Regions from separate parts of the Homo sapiens genome. Here region 2 is linked to region 1. A link is a contact called in ENCODE Hi-C or POLR2A ChIA-PET data. All regions are on one chromosome and are shown on one strand. Each heading gives the region's core, a stretch centred on a gene start or an enhancer-like site at or near the end of the contact. The rest is flanking DNA. Distances are from core to core; before and after follow the strand shown.

Region 1 (2,954 bases), core at 227-2,726:
TTCCTGGAAGTACCCAAGGCCCTCCTGCAGACCATGGTGACATTTCCAGGAAAGACCCAGAAGCTCGGAGCTGAAGCCAGGGCAGCCAGGACTGTCGGGGAGCCCTGGACACTGGCTGTCTGAGAGCGCTTGGTCAGCTGGCACCTGCCATGTGGTGGACGTGGGGCTGCAGAGACCCCACGGCTGGGCTTCTCTCGCCTGAGAGCAGGCCCAGCCACAGGCTACCTCCCACAGGGCCCCCTGAGACCACACGGCCTGCAGCAGCTCCCCCAGGCCCCCTCCCCCTGCCCGGGCAGCACTCAGCGCTGCATCTCCATCTGCTCACTCAAGTCGAAGGGCCTGGGGGTTGGTGCCTCCATCTTGTTCTGCTGGGGGCCTCCAGCATCTAGAGCAGGAAGGTGTGCGGAAGAAAACCACTCATGCAGGGAGAGGGGGACCTCCCAGTCCAGGCCCTGCTGCTGACCCTTTCCCTGAACACCAACCTATGGCCTCCAGGCTGGGGCCCCTTGAAGGACGGTGGGCCACTCGGGTGGCCTGGGTTCAGGGCCGGGCTCCACAGCTGAGTTCTGGAGGGAGGGCACAGACGACTGGGGGCTGGGAGGGGCCAGGTGAGGGGTAGGAACAGCCAGGGAGCCCTGCAGGAGGGGTGCCCAGCATAGCCCCAAAGCTGCTGGGGCTGGGCAGGGCAGAAACTGCCAAGGAGTCCCAGAGCCCTGAGTGGCGTCTGGCGAGGGCCCCTGACCCTGATCTCTGTAGACCCCACTCCTTCCGTGAGGGTGGCAGCCACTCCAGGGCCCAGCAGGGCCAAGGGAGAGGCAAGTGGCCTGGGCCCATGGGGCACTGGGCACAGCCAAGTGTGGCACCAGGGTGCCTGGGCGGCTGCTGCCACCACGTGGCCGACTTTGAGGTCGCAGAGCCCGGGGTCCAGGCAGGAAAGCCCCTCAGCTGCCCCCAGGGCCCTGGCCCAGGCCCCTGAGGCCCAAGTGAGCCACCTGGACTTTGTCACTTCGCCTCTGGTTTCTTGGTTAAGGAGCTTGAGTTCCCCGCCTTTTGTAAAGAAACGGTGGTGGCGACGGCGGATTTCAAGCTTTATTTACTCCTGGAATGGTCCTGGGAGGAGAGGCGGCTCCGCAGAGCCGGAAACGGGGGCGGGAGCTGTTGGGTGCAGCCGGGAGGAGGCAGTGCCGGGGCGGGCCGGGCAGCCATCGGGGTAACGGAGGGGGCTCCGGCCCGGGGGCTGCCCGGACGGGAAAGGGGACACGGGCGGGGCTCCCCCACCTGGGCCCCCCACCCTCACGCCAGGCCCCCCTGTGCGGTGCAGGACGAAGGAACCCTGGCCTCAGTTTCCCTACAGGCTGGGATCAGGGCCCCTGGGGTTCCGACTGTCTCGGAGGGGGGCGGCCTCGCTGCAGAGGTCTGGAGGCGGGGCCGGGGCGGGGGCGGGGCCTGGAGGGGCGGGGGCGGGGCTTGCGCTCACTTCCGCCCGGCGCGGGCTTGGATGGAGGCGGCGCGGAGGCCGCGGCTGGGGTTGAGCCGCCGGAGGCCGCGCCCGGCGGGCGGGTGAGGCCGGGAGCCGGGCGGGGGCGCGGCCGGTTTTCCCGCTCCCACGTGCTTCCCGGCGCCCCCGCGGGCCTCCCGCTCTATTCTCCCCCTGGGGAGGGCTCCCTGCCCCCGGGCCCGGCCCCCACGCCCGTCGCCCCACCCCGCGCCGCCATTCAGCGCCCGCCTTGAGCCCCCACCCCACGCCGAGCTTCCCCCGCGCCGCCCCAGGCCCTCCCGCGCCTCTCCCATCATCGCGTCTCCCCTGAGCACCCCCCATCTAACCCTCTACCTTCCCCAGGCCCTCCGCAATCTCCCCAACCATCGCCTCATCCCGCTGAGGACCCCATATTTCCACCCACCCACCCCGCTCCCCCACCCCCAGTACCCCTCATCTCCGCACTGTCTGCCCCAGCAGCCCTTCCCCCAACCCTGCCGGCCACCTCCCGCACCATCGAATTTCCCTCTAGTACCCCCCATCTCCCCGCTCTCTCTGCCCCAGGCCCTCCCGGGTCTCCCCACCATAGCGTTTCCGCTACTGAGTACCCCCTGTCTGCCCTCTCTGTCTGCCCCAGGCCTTCTGGCGGCCGCCCCTGGTTTCTCCTGGGGGGTGATGAGCGGGAGCGGCTCTGGGCCGAGCTACTGCGCACGGTGAGCCCGGAGCTGATCCTGGATCACGAGGTGCCTTCACTGCCCGCCTTCCCAGGACAGGTGTGCCCACTGGGCCCATCTTAGCGATGAAGGGGTTTCCAGGGCGGGAGCCATCGCTGGGCAAGGCCCAACAACTCTGTGTTGCAGGAGCCCAGGTGCGGCCCGGAGCCCACTGAAGTCTTCACTGTCGGACCCAAGACCTTTTCCTGGACACCCTTTCCGCCGGACCTGTGGGGCCCGGGCCGTTCCTACCGGCTGCTTCACGGGGCAGGAGGGCACCTGGAATCCCCCGCCAGGTCCCTGCCCCAGCGCCCGGCACCTGATCCCTGCAGGGCCCCCAGGGTGGAGCAGCAGCCGTCTGTGGAGGGTGCCGCGGCCCTGCGCAGCTGCCCCATGTGCCAGAAGGAGTTCGCCCCCAGGTGAGTAGGCCACCCCTGCGCCCGGCCCGGTTATCCATCCGTGTTTGGAAACCACAGCCGTTCAGAAGGTCAAGAGGTGGCCGAGCTCAGCGCTGGCTTTTAAAGCCCTGTTTCACACTGGAAAGGTGGCCCAGTGCTGTGGCCTGGCATGTCCAGGTGGCTCTCTGTCACGGGTCTGGGGTCCACCTGCTTGCCGTGCTCTGTGGGCAGGGCAGGCTGGGGGCCCACAGAACAGCACAGAAGGAAGGCTGGGAGCACTGGCCCCGGGTCCACCTGGCCATCCTGGAATCTGGTGGCACCAGCGTCCCCAGGCCCAGAGCACAGGAACACCTTCCCGAGAGTGCG
Region 2 (3,138 bases), core at 181-2,680, 85 kb before region 1:
CGCCGCCTGTCTTCTCGGGCGTCCTCTCTCTGAAGATCTCCGCCACCGCCTGTCTTCTCGGGCGTCCTCTCTCTGAAGATCTCCGCCACCGCCTGTCTTCTCGGGCATCTCTCTCTCTGAAGATCGCCGCCGCCGCCTGTCTTCTCGGGCGTCCTCTCTCTGAAGATCGCCGCCGCCGCCTGTCTTCTCGGGTGTCCTCTCTCTGAAGATCGCCGCCGCCGCCTGTCTTCTCGGGCATCTTCTCTCTGAAGATCGCCGCCGCCGCCTGTCTTCTCAGGTGTCTTCAGGTTTCTCTTTAAAAGGTGTGTGGCGGGTAAGGGAAGACTCCCAGAAGTGGCTCTTTCCAAGACCATTCCGGGGTATTTTAATGTCCGGTCACTGCACTTACAGCAGACCAGGCCTTCCCCAACGAGGGTAGAAGGGGCAGCCCCCTTGTGAGAAGGGGCTGTGGTCAGACTTTTTTTTTTTTTGAGACAGACGCTTGCTCTGTCACTCAGGCTGGAGTGCAGTGGTGCCATCTCAGCTCACTGCAACCTCCGCCTCCCGGGGTCAAGCGATTCTCCTGCCTCGCCCTCCCAAGTAGCTGGGGACTACAGGCACCTGCCACAATGCCGGCTAATTTTTGTATTTTTTTTTTTTTAGTAGATACGTGGTTTCACCATATCAGCCAGGCTAATCTTTAACTCCTGACCTCATTAGCCACCCGCCTCGGCCTCCCAAAAGTGCTGGGATTACAGGCATGAGCCACCACACCCAGCCCGTGGTCAGACCTTCCAGAGGGGGTTCAGGTGGAAGGCAGACTCAGAATTTTCGCGCACCCATGCCTCGCGCTTCTCCTGAATGGCTGAGGAGTGGAGGGCTGGGGGTGGGGCCCAATTTAACCCATGTTTTAACAAACCCTACTCTAAAACTGCCTGACATGTCACAAGGACCACCGCATCACAGGCCAGTTCCCCTCACTGGATGCCCACACTGGTGTAAACTTAGGAAGAGGCTGGGCACACTGGCTCACTGCTGTAATCCCAGTGCTTTGGAAGGCTGAGGTGGGAGAATCGCTTGAGGCCAATCACACGACTGCACTCCAGCCTGGGCGACAGAGTGAGACCCTGTCTCTAATAAAAAATAAAATAAGGAAGAAAGAACTGTTCTGTCTGTGGGGCTGGGCCACGCCCAGTGCCTGGGTGGGCAGGAGAACACTCTCCCCCCAAGCCGACTCCCCCCTTCAGCCCTCCCTCGTCTCACCCACTCTGCTCTCCCCTCCCCCCTCCCCCTGCAGCTGGAGCTGTTGTCAGAGGAGGGGAGGCATTTCCTGTGTCCCCCTCCCCCTAATTCCCCTACATTCCTGGCAAGCCCAGAGGAGGCCTGAGAGAACCAGAGAGGGATGGGCGGGAACAGGCGAGAGGCCGGGAGGGAAGCCAGGCCCCACCACACACACAAGACTTGGAGAGCAGGGCCAGGAAGGAAATGGGGGAAGGGATGAAGCGATGCCCCGAGAGGGGCTGGAAAGGACGCCCACCGTCATCAGAGGGTGGTCTCTGCTGGGCACGGCCACGCCCCTTCCACCCCTCAGCCTGCCTCCTCAGGGCGTCTAGCAGGCTGCTGTTCCGTAGGGGATGCAGAAGAAAGGCCAGAGGCAGTCCCGCTCAGAGATCAGGGCCATCCCCAAAGAACTGACTGCGCCCTGAGAGTCAGGCGCCCAATGGGGCGGTGGAGGGCCCAGCCCAGCAAGGCCCCTCCGGGACACCAGGAGACAGGAGGGCAGAGTCCAGGCGACCACCCAGCAGCCACCAAGCCCCCGAGCAGCTGGCCAGAGTGACGGCCACAGCCTGCCCTTGTCTGGAGCTTACTGTCTGGGGAGGGAGATGAAGGTGGCACTTCAACGCCAGGGTCCAGGAGGCGGCAGCATCCCAGCACCATGGGAAATTGGATGGGGGGGTGCGCAAGCACTCGGGCCCTAACCAAACCTTAGCCCCAACACCCCCCACCACCACCTGGCTCACAGGGCAGTGCTCACGGCCTGTGTGCACGTGTGCGCATGGGTGCTGCCTGCCCAGGGACTGCAAGAAGGGGGGTCTGCAGGCCACGGCATCCAGCCTGGGGCAGCCTCCAGCAGAAGGGGCCACTCCAGAGATCAGGTGGGGAGCTGGGCACCCACCTGAGTGGCATCAGTGACTTCCTAAAAAAAAAAAGGCCCCAGAGAGACCCCACCCTTCTCACCATGGGAAGACACAGGAGTTGGTGGGTCTGGGGAAGCCCTCACCACACAATGAATCTGCCGGGCTCTACCTTTAGCAATGGGCAGGACAGGCCTGCTGCGCTGAGGCCACGCACAGATGGGGAGGCACACCACGCAGCCTGTCCCTGACTGTGGAGGGTGAAGGGAGGGACAGACCCAAGGGACCTGGGTAGATTTCTCCAGCAAGAGTCGTCTCCAGATCACATTTAGGAATCTGCAGTTTCACCACTGCCCTGATACAGACTGCCGTCCTCCCCCAGGGCTCCTGCGTCTCACAGCAGGACAGTGAAGGTAAGGCCCAGCCAAGCCAGAGCTGGCTGCTGCCTCTAGGCAAGGCCTCCACACCCCACCCTTGCATCACTCGTGACTCTGCCCTGTTCAGACAGCCCTGCCCATGATGGGTGGGGCACAGAGACCAGTGGGAGCAGCACTTTGGGACCCAAGGCTGGGAGCAAGTGGGTCCAGGGGACACTGGGCTCCTAAGAACCATACTGTGGCCCCACCCCAAGTGCCTGCCTCCAGACTTGCTCACCCGAGGGCGAAGCAGGCACCCAGCAAGCCGAAGCCATCGGGAGTGGGTGCATGTGTGTGTGCCCATGGTACTGATGTGTGCATCCATGTATGCCCATGGGTGCTGATGTGTGCGTGCACGTGTCCACGGGTGCTGGTGCATGTGTGTACATCTGCCCGTGGGTCCTGACGAGTGCGTTGAGTGCAGGTGTGTGCGCCCACGGTGCTGATGTGTGTGTGCACGTATGTCCGTCGGTCCTGAGTGCGTGAGTGCAGGTGTGTGCGTGAGTGCAGGTGTGTGCGCTCACGGTGCTGACGTGTGTGCACGTGTGCCCATGGGTCCTGATGAATGTGTGAGTGCAGGTGTGTGCACCCACAGGACTGACGTGTGT

The links. A loop is a pair of places that touch in the nucleus more often than their neighbours do. ChIA-PET counts read pairs that join two places held with the same protein, here RNA polymerase II (POLR2A). Pooled maps may share reads with other maps.
Region 2: a map of endothelial cell of umbilical vein shows a loop between it and region 1 (2.6-fold over the local background). The contact joins the enhancer-like site here to the promoter of FAAP20 in region 1. A Hi-C loop is called at or near these places in 4 of 168 maps with a recorded cell type or tissue (DLD1, astrocyte of the cerebellum, endothelial cell of hepatic sinusoid and 1 more) and 2 of 50 pooled maps. POLR2A ChIA-PET finds 5 or more read pairs at or near these places in 9 of 52 experiments (BJ, GM12878, H1 and 5 more).

The regions. Positions count from the first base shown.
Region 1 is chr1:2,193,294-2,196,247 of GRCh38, reverse strand. It overlaps FAAP20 (FA core complex associated protein 20), which reads left to right and starts at 1,476. Exons shown (of 4, transcript NM_182533.4): 1 at 1,476-1,560; 2 at 2,115-2,250; 3 at 2,338-2,609. The coding sequence starts at 1,499. RefSeq lists an enhancer at 1-508 and silencers at 1,142-1,621, 1,632-1,721.
Region 2 is chr1:2,277,708-2,280,845 of GRCh38, reverse strand. All of the region lies in intron 1 of SKI (SKI proto-oncogene), which reads right to left. Among named protein-coding and RNA genes, the nearest start is that of SKI, 51 kb to the right of the region's middle. RefSeq lists enhancers at 1-562, 1,015-1,809, 1,810-2,604. Within about 2 kb of position 1,430, at least 21 of the 41 ENCODE cell types and tissues checked have a DNase peak (open chromatin) inside an H3K27ac peak, as active enhancers do; they include endothelial cell of umbilical vein, where a contact is called at or near this core.